3 separate regions of the Homo sapiens genome follow, and all the other regions are linked to region 1. Evidence: chromatin loops called from intact Hi-C (ENCODE). Cell type or tissue: sigmoid colon. All regions are shown on one strand.

Region 1 (8,000 bases):
AAAGCCACTTTTGCAATCCTAGAGTTGTGTTGTGTTCCCTCTCCCTTGCCCTCTTCACTTCGTGCTGGCTTACATTGTTTTATCTCCAGATTTGGGAGATTCTGAGAGTTTATCTAAATAAGGAGGGAAAATGTGCTGGGAGGCGGGGGTGGGGTTAAGTGCTCAGGCCCTGGAGTTCCGCAGACCCGGTGCCGAACTGCCTGCTCCCTTCTTAGTCATGCAACCTCGGGTGGCCACTGGCTCCTCTTGGCCTGTTCCTCCATCTGCAAAGTGGACATTATTTAAATAGCACCCTTTTGGGGTAATGACGGATGTGCAGTGCTTAGGAAGTCAGATGTGCTGAAAACTCGCTCCCTTTCGTATGATTTCCCTGCTGTTGCTGTTCACAAACTGAGACATCCTCTCCAGCTTTTACACATTTATCCTCCTCCTACCACACCTGTTATCTCAATTGTCACCTGCTTTTTAAATATAAAACCTTTATTGAGATGTAATTCACATACTGTATCATTCGCTTATTTAAAGGACACAGTTCAGTGTTTTTAGTATATTCAGACTGTGCAGCCATCACCATGATCAATTTTAGAACATGTTCATCACCCTCCCAAAAAAACTTCATACTCATTGGCAGCCACCAGCCCCCCATTTCTGCTCCAGCCCCACTGCAGCCCCTGACAGCCACTGATCTGCTTTCAGCCTATTCTGGACATTTGATATAAATGAATTACATGGGGCCTTTCGTGTCTGGCTTCTGTCACCTAACTCAATGTCTTCCAGGTTCATCCATGTCGTAGCCAGATGAGTGCCTGCTTCCTTTTAATGGCCAAATAGTGTCCCATCCTGTGGGTGCTCACCTTTTGTGTGTCCACTCATCAGTTGATGTGCACTGGGGCTGTTTCCACATTTTGGTGGCTGTGAATAGCCTCACTTTTTTTTTTTTTTTTTTTTCGGAGATGGAGTTTCACTCTGTTGCCAGGCTGGAGTGCAGTGGTGCAATCTCAGCTCACTGCAACCTCCGCCTCCCTGGTTCAACTGATTCTCCTGCCTTAGGCTCCCGAGTAGCTGGGATTACAGGCACCTGCCATCATGCCCAGCTAATTTCTGTATTTTTAGTAGAGACGGGGTTTCACCATCTTGGTCAGGCTGGTCTTGAACTCCTGGCCTCAGGTGGTCCACCCGCCTCGGTCTCCCAAAGTGCTGGGATTACAGGCGTGAGCCACTGTGCCTGGCCATAGCCTCACTTTTGATTGTACTTGAAGCTTTGTTCGCAGGCTCTGGGTCCTCTGGTTCCCTCCCTGCCCCACACTGGCAGTGTCCACACACAGAACCACACTCAGCCTCTCACAGACACACCACACCCCCTCCGTCCCTCAGTGACTCGACCAGAACACAGAGACTTAAAAAGCCCCTTGGAAAACACACAGTGAGACTTTCTGTCTGTCTGCTTCCTCCTCCCCTCCCCCCCTTCCCTACATCCTCTTCCTCTTCCTCTCCTGTCTCCCTCTTCCCTTTCCCTCCTCCTCCCCTTCCCCTCCCTTCCCCTCTCCCTTGTCTTCCTTGTCCTTCCTTCTCCAAGGATGTCCCCAGGCTCAGCCTCAAAGCTGCCCTTCTGAAAACGGAGCACTTACCTGGCTGATGCGTCTGGTGAGTCGTAGGTGCTCATCTCTTGACAGGGGCCAGCAGCCCTCCACGCCCCTCTCCCCCCTCCCCTGCTCCCTTGCTCCTCTTCCCTGCTGAGCTGCCCCAAGGACAGGGCTCCACGGCAGCCCCTTCTCCTGTCTGTGGGGAATTCTGCGGTGTAGTCAGGGCTGAGAGCCAAGATGTGCTGAGCCTCTGCGGCCCCCTCCATTCCCCTTGTCCAGGGGTGGCCCTCTCCTGCCAGCGCCCTGTAGGTGGTTGGGGTGGATGGCACCATGCCCAGTGCACTGAGGAGGAAACAGAAACACATGGGGTGTGGGGACGTGGAACCTGACCCTGCAGCTCTTGGGGCTGGGTCCCAACATGCACAGACACGCAGACACACATAGACGCACGCACAGGGACACACGTATCAGGTGGGCCACTGCTCTCTGAACTCCTAGGTATCTTCGACCCCCCCAAGTCAGCAAGTGCTCACAGAGGAAGCATCCTAGGAACCTCAGAAGCCGTGAAGTTCTGAGCCGCCCAGCTGCATCCCAGTCCCTTTGGAGCGGCTCTTATCCTTGTAGGGGCTGTTCTAAAATTAAACCTCGTGCATCTTATATTCCGTCCTCATCACGGATTCCTTTTCTCTTTTACCCATTTTCTCGATTCATTCTGGCCCACGTCACTTGCTTTTCCTTTTGAAGGGCAAAATAGACCGGTCATGGTGGCTCATGCCTGTAATCCCAGCACTTTGGGAAGCCAAGGAAGGCGGATCACGAGGTCAGGAGATCAAGATCATCCTGGCCAACATGGTGAAACCCTGTCTCTACTGAAACACACACACACACACACACACACACACACACACACACAAATAGCCGGACGTGGTGGTGCGCGCCTGTAGTCCCAGCTTCTCGGGAGGCTGAGGCAGGGGAATCGCTTGAACCTGGGAGGTGAAGGTTGCAGTGAGCCAAGATCGTGCCATCGCACTCCATCCTTGCAACAGAGCAAGACTCTGTCTTAAAAAAAAAAAAAAAGGACAAAGTAACATTCCAGGGCGCTCGGCTCCCATCATCGCTAAGTCATTGCTCTGTGTGGGGCACGGCCATGTTGCCAGCTCTCGCGGTCATAAATGGGACTGTTGGAGCAGCTTTGCACAATGTTCCTCTTTATCTCCTGGGTCGGTTCCTTGCGGGACGGTCCCAGAAGCCAACGGTGAAGTCCGAGGGTGGGAATGGTCACTGAGTGCTTCTTTCCTGTGGGACTTATTTTTGAAAAAGACATCCAAGTTGCAAATTCAAAATTGAAGTCAGCAGCATTGACTGAGCAGTATCCTATGCCCAGGATTGTGTTGCAGCCTCGGAGACAGAAGACATGGGCTTGGGCTGTGTGTGAGGTCAGGTGGCAGAAGACCTGGGGTCCCATCCCAGCTTCACCCCAGCTCGCCCGGTGACCTCAAACAAGACCCTTCCCCTCTCCCCTCCCTGGGCCTCAGCCTTTCAGTTTGAGAAATGAAAGGGTTGGACAGGCGATGGTGGCCAGAGAGCATCTCGGGGCTCTGGTCCCATGATTCAGCCCAGGGATGCTGGGGCGAGGCAGTGTTTCCAGGCAACAATGTTTGTTTGGGATTCCGATGAGGAGATGGGACGGCTGTGAGCACTCCTGGCTCTGGCTGTGGCTCCCGGAGGCAGCCGGCCAGCATTCCACACAGGGCCAAATCCCTAATCCCAGCGCGGTGTGGGGGCAGTGAGAGGATGGTGCGTTTCTATCTCGTTCTTCCAGGTTTTCTTCCTTTGATACCCCCACCACCCTCCTCTGCCCCTTCCCAAGCACACTGCAGGACAGGCTGCCCACCCACCCTTCTCCTGGAAGGGGACCACTGGGCCGGCTCATTAGAGGTGAGAGGTGAGGCCTGCAGCTGGGATCTGGTGACTTGTGGCAGGGAAAGCAGCTCACTGCTCTCTGCAAGCCAGTGGTGTGCCTGGACTGCCCAGGGCCCTGCATGGGGACTGTACCTTGGTGGATCCTCAAAGCCCTTGTTGGTTTCTGGTCTGGTGGCTCTGGAGTCCATCTGGTCAGCCTGTGGGCAGTGGCTGTCTTTCTGGAGAACATTTAAGTTTCCTCGCCTTCAGAGCCGGACGTTTAGATCACCATGGCGGTTAGGAAGGAGCATGGTCGCACAGTGTGAGGGTCCAGTCCTCGCTGTGCCCTGGCCAGCTCAGTGGCCGTGGACACCAGGACCACACCTCCGGAGGCTCAGTCTTCTCCTCTGCAAAAGGGGGTGTGGTAGTGGGTCTGCCTGCCTGGTAGGTCTGGCTGTTGGGATTCTAAGTGAGAGCGTGTTTGGCGGCACAGTGACCCACAGGAAGCACTCAATAGTTGACAGCTGTGGCTGGCGTCAGCACCATCCTCGTTAGCAGCACCAGCATCGCAGGGCTTACGCTCTCCGGGCTCGTGCGATGGCGCTGGCTCCGTCTCCCCCTACCTACCTGAGGCCCCTTGGCGTGTCTCAGGCACCTCCTCCTGAATTTCTCCAGCATGACCTTCCCTCATGTGGCCTCCTCACGGGTCTGCGATCCTGGTCAGGCTACAGGAAGAAGACGCGAGTTGGGGCAGTGGTTTCCGGGAGGGGTTCTCTCCAGGCCAGCAGACAGGGCTGGCGTCCACTAGTGCATAGTGGGCATCTGTTGAGTGTTGCCTGACTGTGCGCTCTGTGCTGAGAACCAGCCGTGCAGCAGGCTGGGTGACTCTGGCGGGGAGTGCCGTTCATTCCACGGCCGCCGGCCCTGCTCCTGGATGCTTTATAGACAGAGGCAGCAAAAACAGCAATGTGGGAGACAGCGGGGGTCTGGGGAGGGCAGGAGGGCAGTATTGAGATGGTGGAAGGTCTGGGGGGAGGGAGGGAGAGCAGGGACCCGTGTCAATGAAGGCGGTGAAGGGAGTGTGTGGCATGGACAGGGAACAGATGCAATTTGCCATGAAATATTTATTGAACACCTACTGTGGACCAGGCCAGGGCCCATGCTGAACTGGGGCATGCCGGGGACCTGGGCACACCTGGCTCCTTCCCTCACGGAGCCATCAGACAGCGTAATGACAGGCGTGGTAAACTGCAGAGTGGCATGGGAAGCATGTAATGGGAGGCAGGGTATTGCCTGGGGCAGCAGGGAAGGCTTCCCTGAGTGCAGCAAAGGTGTGTGCCGGGGATGAGGCAGACAGGTGAGGCCTGGGAACTGGCATTATTCCTGGCACTCCCTATCAGATGCCCTTTGGTCTCTCTGGGCAGCCCTCTGCCCCCTGGGCCCCTCTTGCTTCTCCCCACCACTCTGACATCTGCGTGCGCCTCACTGCAGGGGCTCAAGCCAGATGGATGTCATAAACAGGAAATTCCCCTCAAACCTCTCCACTCTCATCTGGGCGCTGCGTGGAGCCATCTGGCCGTGCACGTCGCGATGAAGTCTGCCCCGCTCATCACACCATGTGCCCAACAGCAGCCTGTTCCTCGGAGACTCTGTGGCCTCCTCCCTTTCTCCCATCTCTCCGCTGCCGCCTCCCCTTCCCTGCTGGGCTGCAGCCCCCAAACCTCCCACTGAGCTTCTGGGAATGTAGCGGGAGAGTGGTAGGGGGCAGAAGGAGCAGGTGGTAGGCTGCCCTCGAAACCCCAGGCCCATAGCTGCAGCTTCACCTTTTCCCTGAGTCTCCGCAGAGCATGCGCAGGGTCATGATAAGGCATCTCTCTGTGCCAGGTCTGAGCAGGTCCTGGAGATACCAAGAGAAATAAGACGGATGTCCCCTTGGAGCCACAGGCAGGCAGGTGACAGGTGGTGACAAGCCAGTGTGGTGAAGGCTTTGATGGCAGGATGTTCAGGAAGCTGTGGGAGCCTACAGGATGGACCTACCAGCCTGGGGCATCAAGTCAGCCTTCCTGGAGGAGGTGATGTCTCCGTATTGGAAGATGAATCAAGTATCATCCAGGTGAATGGGAAGTGCAGGTGTGTCCCAGGTAGAAGGAACAGCATGTGCCAAGGAGGGCTGGTGAGATGGGCCTGGCCCCCTGCGGAGGAACGGTGGTCCAGTGCCCCCATGCAGGGATGCAGGGGAGTTGGGGGTGGTCTGCGTAGGTCCACACAGGCCATAGTACTGTGCTTGGGTTTTGTCAGGGAGCAGTGGGCAGCCACAGAGGGCTTGAGAGCAGGTGAGGATGTGGCCAGTTTGGCATTTAGAGCAGACACAGGCTCTGCTGGGCAGGTCCTGGATCCTTTGGCCTCAGCTTGTCCATCTGTAAAATGGATTCCCCCATTTCTTCCTTGGTGATGTAGCAAGCAGAATCCTCCTTCTAGGAAATGATCTTGGATGCTCCTAAGAAAGATAAGATACCCACTTTTATTGGTGTGAATTGTTAACACTTTTGGAAGTTTTTTTTTTTTTTTTTTTTTCAGAAGCCCCATTTCCTATCTTTTTAAGGGTTTGGTGAAGAGGGGAGTAGGGATTCTATGGTCCTTAAAGTTCTGGAGGGCAACTTCTCAGATTAGAGTCTGGAGCTGCTCTTTCTTTCTCTCTTTCTTTCTTTCTTTCTCTCTCTCTCTCTTCTCTCTTTCTCTCTCTTTCTCTTTCTCTCTCTCTCTTCTCTCTCTCTCTCTCTCTCCCTCTTCCTCTCTCTCTCTCTTCTCTCTCTCTCTCTCCTCTCTCTCTCTCTCTCCCTCCCTCCCTCCCTCACCCTTTATTTTTCTTCACAGAGTCTTGCCCCGTTGCCCAGGCTGGAGTACAGTGGCACAACCAGAGCTCTCAATCTCCTGGGCTTGAGTGATCCTCCCAACTCAGCCTCTCAATTAGCTGGGACCACAGGCATGTGCCACTATGCCCAGCTAGTTTTTTATTTTTTGTAGAGATGAGGTCTCCTTGTGTTACCCAGACTGTGTGCTGCCTTTTCAAATATGAAATGGGGTTCAGAGATGTTGACTGCCCTGCCTGGGGCTGCACAGCATGTCTGAAGCACAGTTGAACCTCGGATCCAGAACTCCAGTTTCTAGCCCAGACCTCTTCCTACTGGCCCACATCATCCCTGTTTGCCAGCCCAGGTGTTGCGATGAAATCTAGGGAGGGGACCGCATCCCAGCCTGGAGTGTGATTGAGTGTATAAGTTTCAGCATCAAATGGATTTGGCCGTTGATTGGTGGGTGTCGACATGTCAACATATTTAATTTTTTAAAAAGCTGTAGAAGAGAACATTCAAGCTGGAGTGGCAGACAGAGGAGAGCTACGCAGGGGAAATGTTTACCCATTGCCAGGACACATACATATTTCTGTGGTGTCTTCTCGCGTATTCCTTTGCACTATAAAGACTGAGCAAACTGTTCAGGGCTGCCCAGCTGATTGAAGACTGCGGAGAGGTCCCAGACATTGGCTGGGGATTTGTGTCACACTAATAGCAAGGCAGTTTAGGTGACCTGGAGGAGGTGATGTCTCGGTATTGAAAGATGAGCAGGTGTTATCCATATACTATGTCCTGGGCACCTCAGGCTTTGTGTGTGTGATATCAGTTCACACTAGATAAGGACACTGAAACTCAGGGAGATGGCGTCCTTGGCTCGAGGTCAGCCTGTAAGAGGCAGAATGGTGGTTCTCACCAGGACACCTGCCGTCAAAGACCCGCACCCATCTGCTCTGCCATGCTGCTTCTTGGGGAAGGGGCACGTCTTCATGTCCTCAGGCAGTGGTTCCCTGGAGGCGGTTCCGCAGCCATTAGTATCAGCTACCTAGGGCTTTTTAGTAAAACCCCAATTCCTACCTCCTCCATGGAATGAGTCTCTGGGTAGGGCCTGAGAATCAGCATGTTTCACATGCAGCTGGGAGAATCTGATGAGAACCCCTCCCTTGCAAGGTGTGAGATCTTTGAGAGCAGAGGGTGTGAGCCTGTAGCCCAGGAGACCTGCTCCGGTGCATGTGAGACACATAGAGCAGTGAGTGAGTGAGAGAGAGAGAAAGGAAGGAAAGAAGGAAGGAGAAAGGAAGGAAAGAAGGAAGAGATAAAGATCTGAATGTTTAAATGTCCACTCAAAAGGGAGCAAGTTAATAAACTGTGGTGTGATCATACAAGGGAATATTACACAACAGTCAAAAATGAGTTAATTAGCCCTACATATATACTCATGATGCTATTTATATCGTGATATAGCTCGTGATGCAAGTTTTAAAACATGCAAAACTTTGTGTATTATTTATGCATGTGCTCTTGTCTCCATGGAAGCAGCTGACCTTTGTTGAGGACCTCTCTGTTCCAGACGCCGTGTTATGAATTAGGCCATTCAGTTCTTTTGACAACCCTGTGAGCATTGAGCACAACTGATGGCTCTATTTTCCAAAATGAGATGGCTTAG
Region 2 (8,000 bases), 150 kb before region 1:
GCACGTGGGCAAGTCCCGATTCACGTGGGCACGCTCCGAGCGTGAGTGACGGGGTCATGGCGTGTGTCAGGAGTGGGTGAGCCGGGCACTCCTGTGCGCACGCGTGTGGTGGTGTGTGAGGGCAGCTCTGTACAGGTTGTAAATGTAGGTGTGCCTGGGGGTGGGGGACGCTGGGGAGGGAGGCACAGACAGGCCGGGAGCCGCGCCAAAGGCTGGGAGCTCAGCTGCCAGGTCTGGAACCAGGTGATAAGCTGCCACTCCCCAAGGCAGTAGGGGAGTATTGTGGTTGGGGGGAGATGACAGCAATGACGACCACCGTTTACCCAGTGGGCACTCGGGACCAGGAGTGCTGAGTGCTGCCCTCTCCCCAAAGCCCTGGGAGTAGGGACCCTTATACCCATTTTACAGATGAGGAAAGGGAGGCCCAGGCAAGTTCAGGGACACGCCCAAGTCCCCCCAGCCAGCCAATCGATGGCCAGTCGGGGTTCAGGCTTAGATCTTTATGTTGCCAGAGCCACGCCCTTCCCACCCGGCGCCTGCCTCCCACCGTCTCTGTGAGCCTCAAAACCTTGGAGTTCCCTGCCAAGGGGAGGGAGCGCCCAGTCCCTGGGAGCATCCAAGCCGCTGCTGGAGCATCAGACACTGGCCAGGCATCCCGGACTCCTGGGCTGGGTGTGAGGTTGGTGGCAGATAGGATCCTTCCCGCTGGTTCCAGAGGTTCTGCCTCCTGCAGGAGATTTGGGGCAGCCTCCGCCTTGCCTTCCTCCAGGAAGGAGGCAGAGTTGAGGCCTTGTGGAAAGGCGGCAGGAGGAGAGGCGCTGATAGGAGTGTGTGGCGCAGCTGTGCCCTGGCCTCAACGGCTTCCTCAGCCTCCACCCACCCCAGTGGAGGCTCAGCAGGTGCTGACCGTGTGTGGGCGCTGGGCTGATCTCAATGGTCATCCTCCCGCCCTGGGAACTTAGGAGCAACGTACCGCCATCTTACGGTGCTGGCACCACCCCTGCTCCTGGGAAGCCTTGTCACGGACAAGGTGGTGAGGACTGAGTGCCCCTGGCCATCCTGCCCTGCCCTGTGCCTGGCTCAGCCCAGGTGCCTTCGGAGGTATCTGTCCGACAGAGAAAGAGACCAAGTCCTCACAGGTGCAGTGTGGGTTTTGGGGGCATGGTGGCCAAGGGGACCCCCGTGACTTTTAGCTCCTTGAGGTCTGGGCCACATCTTGTGGTCTTTGGTGTCTGTGGGGTGTGTGGCCCGGGGTGTCCTCGCCTCTGCAGAAGGCTGGGATCTTTCCGAAGAGTTTTTCCCTGCAGTGCTGTGGTTTGCTCTCCCTGGTGACCAGGACAGGACCTGCCTGTGCTCCTGACCTACAGTCTGTCGGGGAAGGGGGACAGCCAGGGAGTTGAGAGTTGGGTCCTGGTTCCAGCCTGGCTTGCTGTGGCCTCTGGCTGCCCCTCTCAGGGCCGCAGTCTCTCCATCTGTTCCACTCTCTGTGAGATGCGATGTCACCATTTCTCAGCTCCGGGTGCCCTGACCATGCGGCTGGGGGGGGGAGCTCCTTGCCCAGGAGGGGTGCAGGGCAGTTGCTGGCTTTGGCACTTCTGAGCCACCGAGGGGGCCCCAGGAAGCTGGTGAGGCATCCAGGCCACTGTGCTCTGGATTCCCTGGCAGGGGAGCAGGGGGAGGGCAGGAGGAATGTGGCTTTGAGGAATGTTTAACCCAAGGCAGAAATAGCACTCTGCCTTTTTATTTCAGGCTTGAGTTTTCAGCAGGGAAGTGGGTTCAGTGTGCCTTTCTCTCTCTCCAGCTGTGGGGCCATGGCCACCTCGGCTCCCCCACAGCCCTAGCCTTTGGGGATGGAAAGTGGCCTCTTTATCTCTCTTTCTTTCTTTCTTTTTCTTTCCTTCTCTCTCTTTCTTCCTTCCTTTCTTTCTTTTTTTCTCTCTCTCCCTTCCTTCCTTCTTTCTCTCTCTCTTCCTTCCTTCTTTCTCTTTCTCTTTCTCTTTTCCTTCCTTCCTTTTCTTTTCCCTTCCCTCCTTCTTTTCTTTTCTTTCTTTTTTTTTTTGAGACAGAGTCTCGCTCTGTCGCCCAGGCTGGAGTGCAGTGGCATGATCTCGGCCCACTGCAAGCTCTGCCTCCCGGGTTCACGCCATTCTCTGGCCTCAGCCTCCCGAGTAGCTGGGACCACAGGCGCCCGCCACCATACCCTGCTAATTTTTTGTGTTTTTTAGCAGAGATGGGGTTTCACTATGTTAGCCAGGATGGTCTCGATCTCCTGACCTCATTATCCACCCGCCTCGGCCTCCCAAAGTGCTGGGATTACAGGTGTGAGCCACCGCGCCCGGCGTCTTTTCTTTTCTTTCTTCTGCTATGGGAAACAGAAAGAGCCCTAGACTTGGAACCAAACAGAGCTGGGTTCAAATCCTTTGCTCTCCACTTCTAGCCCTGTGACCACTTCCTTCTCTGAATCTCTGCAGAACTGGGAGAGGGATGCTGAGCCAAGATGGCTTTTCTGGTGGTCTGGTGTCCGGGGCTCCTCTCAGGGACCCACAGGCCTGGATTCAAATCCCAAGGCCTCTACTGGTTAGTTCTGGGACCTTGGTCTGGCCTTTCCCACCGAGCCCTCAGACTTCATCTGTGAAATGGGCAGATGCCTCCCAGGATTGTGGATGGCATTCATGCGAAAACATTGGTGACAGGGCCTGGCACGGCTTATCCCAGGCTTTTAATCCCTCCTGATGCATCCCCGCGCCTTCACCTATAAAACAGGAAGACAATGCCTCTTGCAGACTTTTTGCTAGGTTGGATGAGGGAGCCATGCAGCGTGCTAGGGCAGCCCAGAGGCACCTTTTCTTTCTTTTTTTCTTTTTCTTTTTTTGTTTTGAGACAGAGTCTCGCTCTGTCACCCAGGCTGGAGTGAAATGGTGCAATCTCGGCTCACTGCAACGTCTGCCTCCCAGGTTCAAGCGATTCTCTTGCCTCAGCCTCCCAAGTAGCTGGGATTACAGGCGTGCACCACCACGCCTGGCTAATTTTTTTTTTTTGTATTTTAGTAGAGACAGGTTTTCGCCATGTTGGCCAGGGTGGTCTTGATTTCCTGACCTTGATCCGCCTGTCTCAGCCTCCCAAAGTGCTGGGATTCCGTGAGCTGAGATTGCGCCACTGCAGTCCAGCCTGGGCGACAGAATAAGACTCCGAGACTCCGTCTCAAAAAAAAAAAAAGGGGCTGGGGTTACAGGTGTAAGCCACCGCGCCCGGCCATCCCAGAGGCAGGCACCTATTCATCGGACCCAGCCCTCTGCTTCCTCCCACTGGCCATGGATGGGACCCATCCTCGTCCACACTCGCATCAAAGCCCAGCGGCTACTTCCAGGGGGGATGTCCTTGGGCCCGGCCTCCTCCTCAGTCCTGGTGGTGACGACATGTTTCATAGTCCCCCTTGATTCAGCTGGGAGCTGTGAGGACCGACTGCATCTTATTGCATGACTGCGTCTCGTTGCGTGGCTGCCGGAGTAGCCCCTGCTCCTAGAACAGAGCCTGTGCATATTGTTGGAATGAATGAGAAAACAAGTACATAAACGAGCAAGCCAATGAATGAACGAAGTTCCTTCTTATCCATCTTGGGCTTTGCTTTCCGTTTCTGTCCAGCCCTCTCCTACCTCCTGGGCTGGGGGAGGGGGGTTTTCCTCCGTGGCTGGGGGATCCTGAGAAGTGGGGTGTGGGGAGGCTGGGCCCCAGCTGGCCAGGCCTCGTGAGGACCCCAGACCCTTCTCACCTGCTGGGGCTGGGGAGTTGAGGAGGGGTCCAAGCCGCCAGCCAGCCAGCAAGGCCCCTCCTCCCGGCCCTGCTCCTGCCTCTTTGTAGGAACCGAAAGATTCCTGTTCAGAGGCAGGAGCTGGGGCTATTTTTGGCACTGTGGGGGAAACAGCGAATGCTTTCCTTCTGTTCAAAAATATATGGTGTGTGTGCTGGGCAGAGGAGGAGCTTGAGAGCTCAAAGCCTGCACTGGCCGGGTTCTTGCCCCTCGGCCAGTGGCCCCACCACCCCCTGCGCGCCCAGCAGCCCACACAGCCTTGCCGGGCCATTGTTGTCTTCAGGCTTTCCGTGATGAGGCCTTTGCTGCGCCTGAGCGCAACATGATCTCAATTAAAATGAAGAGCAGCTGTCAAAATCGCTGAGCGAAGCCTGCCTAGGTGCCCCGGCCATGATTCCCCAGCTCAGGTTCTGTGGAGCTGGGGACGGCCTTGAGAAGAGATCTAGGTGCATCTCAAGGAAGGAGGCATGGCCAGCAGGGAGCAGAGGGGAGGCCCTGGGTCCTGTGGGGGGCATGTGTGGCCAAACGGGTTCCTGGGCCACCTTGCCAGCCCTCACTCCTTGATTTAGAGAATGTTTATGGAACAGCTGCCTCGTGTTAGGCCCTGCGGATGCTGGGGCCACAGGGCAGGCTGGCTGGCTGGATTTCTGGCCCTGCTGGCATTCACAGTTTGGCGGGGAGGCAGATGTCAGGCTGGGATAAGCGTCAAGACAGGGCTTTGCACAATGGACTGGGAATCTCCCTGGTCTGGGGTGCATCTGGGAGGGCTTCCTGGAGGAGGTAATATTGTAGTTGAGACCCGGGGCTAGGGTTGCCAGACATACTGAAAAATGATTTGCTGTTTACCTGATATTTGAACTTAACAGGGTATCTGTATTTTTGTTTGCTGAATTTGATAGTACTGCTTGAGGGAGATGAGAAGTTTGCGGGGAGGGTTTGTGTGGGGGACGATGAGAGTGCTTCAGGCAGCAGGAACAGCATGTTCCAGGTCAGTCCTCACCTTCCAGGGCTCCCGAACCCCCAGCCCCAGGAAGGGGTGGGAGACACAGAGCTGGTCTCCATCACAGCTCAGGCAGAAGCCAAATTGGTCACAGAAGCCACACGGTCACATCTAATGTCATGGCCAGTAGAGCAGGGAGCCCTCTGGATGGAAGCCCTGAGAGGGTCCCAAGGAGGTGTCAAGGTTTGGCAACTCTGGGGACATGAAATTGCACGGTGACTGCAGCATAGAGGGCCTGTGGCCGTGAGGGTGCTGATGGCGGGAGGGCCCTGATGGCAGGAGGGCCCGTGCTGTGCTCAGCCTGGCTCCAAGCACGAGGGGCACTGACGAGCGATTGAGCAGCTCAGAGGTGAGCTTATGTGGCCAGAAGCAGATCCGCGGAAGTCCCTTGGCCTCTCCAAGCTTCGGTTTCCTGGTTGTGGAGTGGGGTTGCTGATGGCCCCTGCTTTAGGAGGTACCTGGAGAGGCGGGGCGGGGGCGCGGGCAGTGAGTTGGTCCCTCAGAGCTGTTGGCTGACCCAGCAGGGCAAGGGCTCCGCTAGGAGGAGTGTCTCGGAAAGCAGGGGAGCAATGTGAGGCCACAGGGCACACCTGGGAGACGGGGGGCCCTGCCCAGGGAGGCACCGGCAGGTATCCCAGTCAAGGTCAGGGTCCGGCCTACAGCGAGCTCTGGCCAGGCTGATGTGTCCGAGTCTGTGCCTCTCTGTGCCCCGTCGCTGCCATCCCTGGGTCCTCCTGCTCTCTGAGCACCGTGACAAGGACCCTGATGAGTCACTCTGTGCCTCCTCCAGGAGGGCAGGTCAGGGCCGAGCCTCCACCCTCCGCTCTTAAAGGGCCAGAGCCGGAGTCAGGGCTGCTGCCTGCTGCTGGCCAGGGCTGCCTCTGCCTGGGCTCCAGCAGCAGCCCTCGCCACCCCTCCCAGCCAGTTGCCCTGGAACACATGTCCTAAAACCTCCTGTGGTCCCTGCAGGAGCCGTTCTGCCCTGGTGCAGCTCAGGGGCCAGACCTCGGTGTTTCGGAAGCAGATCCACTGCATTCTGGGAGGGGAGGTGCTGGCAGTGGCCAATGCTGGTTCCACCCCTGGTGCCACCGTTGCCCAGTCTCTGCGTCCCTGCCAATGCCATCTCCATCTATCCCTGTGTGGAGGGCCTCGCACCTTCCCTGGGGTCTCTCTTCACCTCTCGCCTCTGTTGCATCTTGGGAGCCTCACAGTGCTTCCATCCAGAGGGCTCCCTGCTCTACCGGCTATGACATTAGGTGTGACCGTGTGGCTTCTGTGAACAATTTGGCTTCTGCCTGAGCTGTGATGGAGGCCACACAGCTTTGTGTCTCCCACCCCTTCCTGGGGCTGGGGTGGGGGTCCCTGGAGGGCTAGGACTGAAGCAGGAATGTGGGGACTAGGGTGGGGGAGGCAGATGCCACATGATCCAAAGTGGGGAGATGGGGGGTGGTGGCCTGCTCGGCCTCTTGCAGTTCCTGCCCCTGTGGGGTGCCCCCGTTATTAGCCCTGGCCATCTGGTCTTGTCTTTGGGTGCTGTGACACCTATATTAATAGTAGTGGCAATTGTTAACATTTTGGGATACTTGCTGTGTTCTCTCCACCTGGACCACACCACGCTGCCTCTGGATAAGGTTTTGTTCTAGTGTGATGTGGCTTCTTGTGGTTCCTGAACTCGCCAGGCTCTGGATGGCCTCTGAGGCTTGGACCTGCAGCCTCTCCTGGAAAGCTCTGCTTCTTCTTCTTTGCCTGGCTGAGGCCTGCACATCAGCCCTTTCCTCAGGGAGCACGCCTGACCCCCTAGGCTAGGTTGGGTTCCTGCTTCACATTTCATTAATCCTGAACTTTCCTTTTTTTTTTTTTTTTGAGACGGGGTTTCGCTCTTGTTGCCCAGGCTGGAGTGCAATGGCTCGATCTCGGCGGAGCCTCCTGGGTTCAAGTGATTCTCCTGCCTCAGCCTCCCGAGTAGCTGGGATTACAGGCATGTGCCACCATGACCTAATTTTATATTTTTAGTAGAGACGGGGTTTCTCCATGTTGGTCAGGCTGGTCTCGAACTCCCGACCTCAGGTGATTCACCCGCCTTCTTGGCCTCCCAAAGTGCTGGGATTACAGGCATGAGCCACTGCGCCCAGCCTCTTTCCTTTGTTTTTCTTTTTTGAGACGGGGATCTCACTTTGTTGCCCAGGCTGGAGTGCAGTGGTGCAATCTTGGCTTGCTGCAACTTCTGCCTCCTGGGTTCAAGCGATTCTCCTGTTTCAGCCTCCCGAGTAACTGGAATTACAGGTGCCTGCCACCATGCCTAGCTTATTTTTGTATTTGTAATAGACACGGGGTTTTGCCATGTTGGCCAGGCTGGTCTCAAACTCCTGACCTCTGGTGATCCGCCCGTCTTGGTCTCCCAAAGTGCTGGGATTACAGGCATGAGCCACTGGGCCCAGCTGAGCTTTCCTTTCTTATTATGACAGATAGACAGCTGTGTGGGTGTGTGCTAACAGGGTGTGTCTCCCCTGTTGTATCAGGGACTCAGAGGACAGGAACCTGTGTCTAGGTCATTGCTGTGTCCCTGGAGCCTGGCTCAGGTTCTGACCCATTGAGTGTGCTCAGAAATTAATTGCTGGATGAAGGAAAGGGTGAAAATCCTGTTTGTTCCTTTAACCAGCCTGCAAGAAACGTATTGTGACCGCCACTATTCCCATTTTACAGCTAAGGAAACTGAGGCTCAGAGAGGTGAATTTAGTTACCCAAGGTCACTTGTCTACAGGGGCTAAAGAATGAGTCAGTTTAGACAAAGACCCTTTCTACTGAGTAGGTCAGTTGCTTCAGTGCCTTCCACAATGTCTGACCTTGGCAGTGTTTGGGAAATGCTTGTGGAATGGGACTGATCCGGATCCCTGAGTGCCGGGGTCGGCTCTGAAATGTTTGAGAGGGTCCCCACCAGGAATCTTGAGAAAACTCCACACACCCAAGATTTCCCCAGGGTCTTGGCCAGCCACGGTGGCTCACGCCTGTAATCCCAGGACTTTGAGAGGCCGAGGTGGGCGGATCACTTGAGGTCAGTAGTTCGAGACCAGTCTAGTCAACATGGTGAAACCCTGTCTCTACTAAAAATACAAAAATTAGCCGGGTGTGGTGGCGCGTGCCTATAATCCCAGCTACTCAGGAAGCTGAGGCAGGAGAATTGCTTGAACCTGC
Region 3 (8,000 bases), 67 kb before region 1:
CACACGCCAACACACAGCCCAGTCCAGACACAGGACTTCACCTCTCGGAGCCTCAGTTGTCTCATCTGTTCCATGAAGAGGAGATGTTGACGTTAGAGGTTGCTGAGGGAGCACCTGAGGAGGGGGTCAGTACGGGGTCTGGCCTTCCCCGAGGCTCTGGCCAATCCTCTCCACCCTTAGTATTTTTACTCTCTCAGAGGAACAGAGAAGATTCCCTGAGGATGAGGGCTGGGGTGGGATGAAGTGAGTGGGGGATGTTAGAATTGCAGATTTATTTATTTTTATTTTTTGAGACAGAGTCTCGCTTTGTCGCCCAGGCTGGAGTACAGTGGTGCGATCTTCGCTCACTGCAACCTCCGTCTTCCAGGTTCAAGCAATTCTCCTGCCTCAGCCTCCCAAGAAGCTGGGATTATGGATGCCTGCCACCATGCCTGGCTAATTTTTGTATTTTTAGTAGAGACGGAGTTTCACCATGTTGGCCAGGTTGGTCTCAAACTCCTGACCTCAGCTGGTCTGCCCATCTCGGCCTCCCAAAGTGCTGGGATTGCAGGCGTGAGCCACCACGCCCAGCCTAGAATCACAGATTTAATGCGGCCAAGACTAGAAGGCATTTGGGGAGCAGGGAATAGGAAAGAGTAAGGAAGGGCGATTGGTAGGGAGAAGTCATTTCTCGTGCACTGACCATGTATTCAGAGTCCGGGGTTTTGATCTGGCCCCTCTGCACATGGATCCCCAGTGCAGACGCAGTGCATGGAACTGAGTTCATGAGCCAGGGCTGAACTCGGCAGGTTGAGCAATACCCGTGCCTGTTTCCTTTAAGTGGATGGCCCATAGCATATTTTTGCTCTCTGTAGCTGTCTGCAACAAATGTGCTACGTTAGGAAACAACTCCGCTGAGACCGCTTCTTCTGGAAAGAGAGGAGAAGTGTGGGGTTCCCAGGCAGCCTGCAGTCAAGTCAAGGTGGTGGGATGGAAATTGATTGATGAGGTTCAGTTGTGTTTTCTCTGGGCTGCTGCACTGCAGCCTTGCTCACTTTTGCTATGCGACCATAGTTACATTCTTGGGAAGCCCCGAGCACTCGGAGAGGATGGTGCTTGGGGCAGCACCTCCAGTCATCCTGGATGGGCATTGGGGTCAGGCCAGACATTACTCTTTGATGGAGCTATGGCAGACAGATGACAGGTGCCTGCTCAAGCCTCTCTTCCCTGGCAGTTGGGGGAAGCAGTGCCAAGATGAGCCTAGACTTCCCCTCGCATCCTTCCTCTGTCTCTGAGGGACCGGGGTGGTGGTTCCAGAGTGGTAAGGCTGCAAGAAACATCAGAGGTTATCTTGTTAGCCTCCCTTCCGTCTCAGAATCATTTTATGAATGAAGAGACCAAGCTCCCGGGAGGGGAGGGCTTTGCTCCAGGTAGCCAGGCTGTTTCAGGACTGAAATCCATGATTCCTTTTGCCCCCGGTGACCAGCTCGGGGAAAGGTATCTTGCTTTTTTTCTTTGGGGCCAGCTTTGCCCTTACATCCTTGATGGGTAGATTTGTGGCTTCCTGGCATCTACAAGGTCTACCCTCCAAACTTCTCTGCTGTGACCTGTCTGAAATGCACATCAAATCAGATGGCTTTCTGGCCTGCATTCTTCAATAGCTCCCCAATGTCCTCAGAAAAACCCCAAGTGCATTTGCAAGATACCAGAGGTCCTTTGTGATCTAGTCTTTGTTCTCAGCTTGCCATCCCCTGGCTGGTTACATAGGGCTACCTGTCAGTGGGTGTCTCAGATCTCCCTGCCTTCGCACATGCTGTTCCTGCTCCTCAAATACCCTTCCCTGCTTGTTCCTTAAGACTTCTCAGGCTCATTCTGTGGCCTCCTCTGACCTCTTAGGCTCAGTCACTCCTTCCTCTGAGTTCCCAGAGTGCTTGGTAATTCCTCTATTAGCACTTACCTCATTGACTTAGAATTATTTGTTTACATGTCTCTTCTCCCCAGAGTGGGAAGCATGTCTTCTGCATCTTCATCCCCCCACCCCCCGCTGCTGCTCTCGCTGCCTAGCAGAGTGCCTGACCACAGCTTGGGCTCAGCAAATGTTTGTGGTGTGAATGACCGAAGGACCTTTGTCCCCAAATGTTCCCTGCACTGTGCCTGAAATGTCACCATTTATGAGTCCTGCCTGGTTCCTGGCTCCTGTTGGCTTTTGCCTTCCCACAGCTGGGACCTCTTTCTCCAACAGCTGGCCCAGCCCTGCCCAGACTCTGGGGGTTATCACAGACTTAGCCCAGGGAGATTTAAAGAGCCAGCATTAAGAAGTGCAGGTGACTCAACTTCCTGTGAACTTGGCTGCAAGTTCCACTCCCTTGCTGGGTCTGGGCACCTGGTGGCACTATATTCCACGAGACTGGTAGCTCCGTGGGAGACCATTTCCCTCGGACCCCAGCTCTGGGCTAGAACAGAGTCCCTGCGGATGTGTGCTACCTCCCGCTGTGGCCAATGCCCAGCTGCCAAGCTTCTCTGATGCCTGCTGCCCCATTCAGGTGGCACACCTTCCTTGGGCACCTAGCATGTGCCGGGCACAGGATCTCTGCCATAGAACTCACAGCCAGAGTGGGAGAGGCAGGGCCCCAGACATGACATGGGCTGTACGGTGTGGTCAGAGCCAGGACAGGGCTCAGAGAAATGTGGGTTGCAGGGCAAGGGTTCAGAAGCAGCCTCAGAGGTGGGGTCTGAGCTGAGACCGAAGAGGAAAGGAAGAGCGTGGCGGAGGGGTGGCTTCCTGGCTGACGACTCTGCAGGGACAGGGGCTCAAGAAAGCGCCCCCCATCACTCACAGACCTAGAGCCCTCAGCCATGTCTCTGGGAGCATGGTGTTCTCGGAGGAGGGATTGAGGGGATTAGCTACCTTCTCGCACATGACTCAAAACCCGGCATTTCCACAAAAGCTGCGGTTTATTTATTCAGACAACATTAGTGCCTCCCCACCATGTGCTTGGATATGGGCTGGGAACTAGGGGCTCATCCAGTGTAGACCAAGGCCTAGCCGTGCCCTCAAGGGGCTTATAGGCCAGCGGGGAGAGAGGCCTGGAAACAGGTCCCGAGAGCACAGCCTGAGATAAGCAGCCGTGCCTGAGCCCATCTGGATCTGCCCGGAGCAGGAGGCTGAACCCAGTCCCAGGCAGCACCTCACGTGGGATGCAGCATCCACACATGCAGCCCATGGGGCTGGGGAGGTGGATGGGCAGGAGGATAGCCCTCATCCTCTGGAGTCACCAGGTGACCGTGTGACAATGTCTTTTAACACAAGGGAGGCAGCAGAGCCCTGGGCCTTTGGAGTCTTTCTAGATCTGGCCTCTGATCTTGTCTTCATTGTTTGATAATTGAGTGACCTGGAGCAAATGCCTTCACCTCTCTGAGCCTCAGTTTGCTCCTCTGTAAAATGGGCTTAGGGTTAGTATTTCATTCTAGGGTTGCAGCCAGTCTTCAAGCAAATAACTGAAAATGCTTAGAACATGGTTAACAACAAGACTTCTTGTTGATTATAATAGCAGTAGTGCTTGCAATAACCGGGAAGCACAGAGCCCACCTGGCAGAAGGAAAACGAATGGCAAAGTTTGTGTGTGTGTTGGGGGGCGGGGGTGGGGGGATTTGTCGCAGCACTGGGTGGAGGGAGCTGCAGAAGCCAGGGTCCGCTTTGGCCAGGCAGGGGTGGGGGGAGTTGGGGCTGGAGGGAGACTGGGGCCGTTGCGCCTCCCCCTCCCTCTCTCCCGCCCCCGGCGCGCCATCGGCGGGAGGCGCAGGTGTCCACTGCATCCTGCGCGTCCCCATCCCTCGCTGCCCTGGCCGGGGCCCCAGCTCCTTTCTGCCTTCCGCCCCGCGTCCTCCCCTAACCTCGGATCTGGACGGGCGAACAGTGGGGCTGGGAAAGTTTGAGTCACGATTGGGGGAGGGGAGGAGGCGGGCCGTGACCCTGAACGGGGTGGGCTCTAGGACCCGCCTCGGGCGCCCAGCAGGCGGACCCGCCGCGCGCCCCTATCCCTCGCGCACTGGCCGCGGCCCGACGGAGCAAGGCACTGCCTGCAGCCGCCGTGTGCACCGGGGCGGCCGGCTAGCTCCGACCTGCGCCTCCACCGCAGCACCCGCAGCCAGAGCCGCGCTCGGCATGATGCCCGGGGCGCCGCTCCTGCGGCTGCTGACCGCGGTCTCTGCGGCAGTGGCAGTGGCAGTGGCCGGGGCGCCCGGGACGGTAATGCCCCCCACCACGGGGGACGCCACCCTGGCCTTCGTCTTCGACGTCACCGGCTCCATGTGGGACGAACTGATGCAGGTGATCGATGGCGCCTCGCGCATTCTGGAACGCAGTCTGAGCCGCCGCAGCCAGGCCATCGCCAACTACGCGCTGGTGCCCTTCCACGACCCAGGTAGCGCCCCCGCACCCCCGCCCGCCGGGCGCCCCCTTCGAGGTGCTCTCACCTGCCTGACCCCCTCAGTTGGCCCCGAACGCACCTGGACGTCGTGGGCTGCGCCGCGGCTTGGCGGGCGCGCCTTCTCGGCATATCCGCGCTGCGGGTACCCTGGCCACCTGGGCAGTCCTTGCAGCTGTCCCTTCCCTCCCACCCCCCTGGAACATTCCCTCGCTCAAGGAACCTGCTCTCCCTGCTCTCCCGCGCCGTTGTGAGACTTCAGCAAGTGACCTCACCTTCCCGCGCCTTACCGGCCCCACCTATGAAATGGTGAGGATGGCCTCCCAGACTTGCTGAGATGTTGAAATGAGGCATTCCTCTCGAGGACTTGGGACGCTACGAGCCTTTGCAGGGCTTTTCCTTTGGCCAATTCTTAGAATTCGCTCCCAGCGGAGGCTTGGAGACCGGAATGGCTCCCAGAGGCAGGCCTTGAGACGAAATGGGGTCCACCACGGACCCTGCAGTGGGGAGCGGACTCACCCTTGCTGGTCTTGTCCCCTCGCCTGTCTTCCCTGGGGAAAGGGCAGCGCCTCTCGTGTGCTGGCCCCGTGGCCTCCACCTGCTGTGTTCTCACAGCTGAGTTCCGCCCTAACTCCTTCTTCCCTGCACGCTGCACCTCTGCTTCCCCTTTAACCCCCTGCCTTGCAGCTCAGTGTTAGGGGCGCCCTTGAAAGGGTCCCTGGGCGCTCCACTGTAGAGAGTCCCAGGGACAGCGGTTGCTGAGTGAGCTGCAGGTTCCCAGCGGCGAGGAGCAGGACTGCTTTCCACACTTCTTTTTTTTTTTGAGACAAGGTCTGGCTCTGTCACCCAGGCTGGAGTGCAGTGGCGTGATCACAGCTCGCTGCAGCCTCGAACTCCTGGGCTCAGGTGACCCTCCTGCTTCAGCCTCCCAAGTAGCTGGGACTACAAGCATACGCCACCATGCCTGGCTGATTTTTAAATTTTTTATAGACATGGAGTCTCTCTGTATTGCCCAGGCTAGTCTCAAACTCCTGGCCTCAGTGATCCTCCCACTTAGGCCTCCCAAAGTGCTGAAATTACAAGCATGAGCCACTGCACCCAGCCTCCCCAGCGTTTTTTAATGGAAAATTTCAAACTTACAGTAAAATGGGGAGAAACATACATGGAACCGCCTATGCCCACCGAGAGCCTCTGAGTCATATTTTGCTTTATCACATCTCTCTATCATTCACCCCTCTGTCAAGGATAGCTTTATAAAGCAACAAACAAACAAACAAACAACCCCCCCAAATAAAACACACACACACACACACACACACACACACACACACACACACGCACAGATTCCTTGCTAAATTGTACTGCAGAGTGTTCTTGTGCTGAAGAAATAGACGGTGGCCATTGGCTGTATGAGCCAGCAAGTCCTTGCAGAGGGATTTGCATTTATTAATCACAATACCATTACAGGTTCTTAGAAAATGGACAAAACAGTGGGAAGACATAGTTCTACGTAGGCTTCAGGCTGAGTTTGTGGTCTAGGGGCTTGGAGGCCCCTCTGCTTCCAGGAGTTCTGGGCACCACAGGGTTTTGCAGCTCAAAGCTCAGAAGCCAAGGCTCTAGACAAAGATTTCTAGGAACATCAGATGGACAGCTTCTATCTTGGAGTCAGGGGGCAACCAAGCTGGGGGTTGTGAGGAGGTGGGCTGTGAAGTGTGTTCTGGCACTTAAGCTGGAACACAGGTCACCCTCCGTCTCCCCAGCTCTCTCACCCACTTTCTGAATTGTTCTGGGGCTTCCGAAGACATCACACTGAAGGAGCTTAGAGATCGTTGAATCTACCCCTTTATCTTACAGTTGGAAAAACTGAGGCTCAGGACACTGATGAGACTTTCCCAAGGCCACCTGCCAGGGTGGCGTCATTCCTGAATCATAACCCACATTTGTCTCTGAAATATGTGGCTCCAGTGGCCCAGCAGGATAGCAGCCTTTCAGAGCCAGATGTCGTGTCCTGAAGCCCAGACCAGGGTTCCTGAGACTGTCCTCGCTGCCCCATTTGTGGCCATGAGCCTCAGGAAGCCCACCTCCCACCCCTGCTCTTCCCTCTCCTCTCTGGGCACTGAGCTGGTGGGCAGTTCTCCAGCCTTCACCAGGCTCAGCCCCCTCACTCCATCCTCTATGAAACAAAAATCCAGTTCTCCATCCTGGTTCCCCAAATTAGCTTCCGAGTGACACCCCCAGGTTCAGACGTCGGGGAGACTTCAGCACCATGGAGCCCTTGATCTGTGTAGAGCCCAGGGAGGCTCACAGTGTAAAGGGGCATGGTTCATTCCACGGGGCTGGTAGCCCTCTGGGACAGGCCAGGTGGGGAGTAGAAAGTGACATGTGGTGGCTCAGGTGCCAACTCCTGGCCATGGGCCAGTAAGCAAGGAAGGGGGCTAAGGAAAGACCCCCCCCTGAGGAAGCAGCCTGTGAGTAGGGCCTGAAGAACATCAGTGAATGTTTACTGGGTTTTGGCCGTTTGCCTGGCAGATGCCAGGTGCTGGGAACACAGCAGGGAGAGAGGACTCCCTGGGGCATGTGGAGCTGGCTGGGTAAGGACCGGGGGATGGACAGGAGGGCTGATGTGGAGGGACAGGTGTGTGTGGGAGCTGGGTGTGCACGGGAGGAGTGGAGCGGGAAAGTGGGGAAGGGCAAGATTGGACACAGCCGTGAGTGCAGGGCCGATTGATGCCTTGGCGGACTTGGATTTCCTTTTCCTTCTATGGGCTGTGAACAGCCACCGAGGGCTTCTGAGCAGCAGTTTGGAACTGTGATTTAGGCCTGGCTGTGCCTTTTGAATCAGCAAATAGAATCCCCTTTGGTGGAAGAGGAACTTGAGAAACGGGTTGTAGCTGTTTGTTCCAGCTCCCAGAGCTGCACAGCGGGAGGGTTTTCTTAAAGTAAGCCCCTCTCCTAAACCCCAAGAGGCGGGTGCGGGGCAAATCGTGGCGGTTCTAGACTGTTCCTGCTTGGAGACAAACTAAGATCCGTGCTTCGGAAATTTTACAGTTTCTAAATTAAAAATTGTATGTTCCCAGAGTAGAAAAGTTAGAAATTTGCTAATCATTGCAAAAGAGCCCTGGTTCCTTTTTTTTTTTTTTTTTTTTGAAATTAGTAGTAGAAACCAAGATCTAGTGCTAAAATTTAGGTTGTTTTCAGTGTTTCTATATTAAAATGTTACTAAGAAACTCTCTTGTAAAAATCTTTGTCTGCATCTTTGATTGGTTTTTACGTAGGCTTAAGTTCCTTGAAGTGGAATTCTAGGCCATTTTTAACACACCGAGTGGGGGGACGACTCTTCAGGTTGTTTTCCAGAATGTTTCAGGAGATTGAACTTCCACCAGAACTGTTTCAGGGGCCCGTTTCAGCACAGCCACCCCCAACACTGGAAATTAATATAAAAACCTTTCTTTTCTAATTCAAAAATGGAAAATGATATCTTCTTGTTTCAATTGCTAGTGAGGTTCAATATGTCTTTCAAGCGTTCACTAGATATTTTTGGTATGAATTTCTTATTTTGTAAACTGTCAGTTTCTTTGCAAATTTTTTCATGGG

The links. Peaks named below come from ENCODE experiments on the same cell type or tissue, not always from the same donor. Only the 100,000 strongest peaks of a DNase experiment are listed, where the experiment ranks them.
Region 2: it touches region 1 in a loop (2.7-fold over the local background); 2 of 110 quality-filtered maps call a loop at or near these places.
Region 3: a loop joins it to region 1, with 3 times the contacts of the local background. A loop is called at or near these places in 27 of 110 quality-filtered maps.

The regions. Positions count from the first base shown.
Region 1 is chr9:130,328,512-130,336,511 of GRCh38, forward strand. The region is part of intron 22 of HMCN2 (hemicentin 2); the gene reads left to right. Among named protein-coding and RNA genes, the nearest start is that of HMCN2, 67 kb to the left of the region's middle. In sigmoid colon, no CTCF peak of the experiment used is centred here; DNase peaks (open chromatin) are centred at 190, 971, 3,260, 5,060 and 3 weaker places; H3K4me3 peaks cover 1 bases; H3K27ac peaks cover 2,767 bases.
Region 2 is chr9:130,181,769-130,189,768 of GRCh38, forward strand. The region is part of intron 1 of NCS1 (neuronal calcium sensor 1); the gene reads left to right. Among named protein-coding and RNA genes, the nearest start is that of NCS1, 13 kb to the left of the region's middle. RefSeq lists enhancers at 3,898-4,739, 4,740-5,582, 5,583-6,424 and a silencer at 7,598-7,947. In sigmoid colon, no CTCF peak of the experiment used is centred here; DNase peaks (open chromatin) are centred at 1,586, 3,424, 4,463 and 5,623; H3K4me3 peaks cover 3,904 bases; H3K27ac peaks cover 226 bases.
Region 3 is chr9:130,261,735-130,269,734 of GRCh38, forward strand. It overlaps HMCN2 (hemicentin 2), which reads left to right and starts at 4,026. Exons shown (of 98, transcript NM_001291815.2): 1 at 4,026-4,403. The coding sequence starts at 4,145. It overlaps LOC124902285 (a long non-coding RNA gene), which reads right to left and starts at 5,155. Exons shown (of 2, transcript XR_007061817.1): 1 at 4,682-5,155; 2 at 1-1,306. RefSeq lists an enhancer at 6,914-7,501. In sigmoid colon, no CTCF peak of the experiment used is centred here; DNase peaks (open chromatin) are centred at 3,917, 4,637, 5,047, 6,937 and 2 weaker places; H3K4me3 peaks cover 4,392 bases; H3K27ac peaks cover 2,473 bases.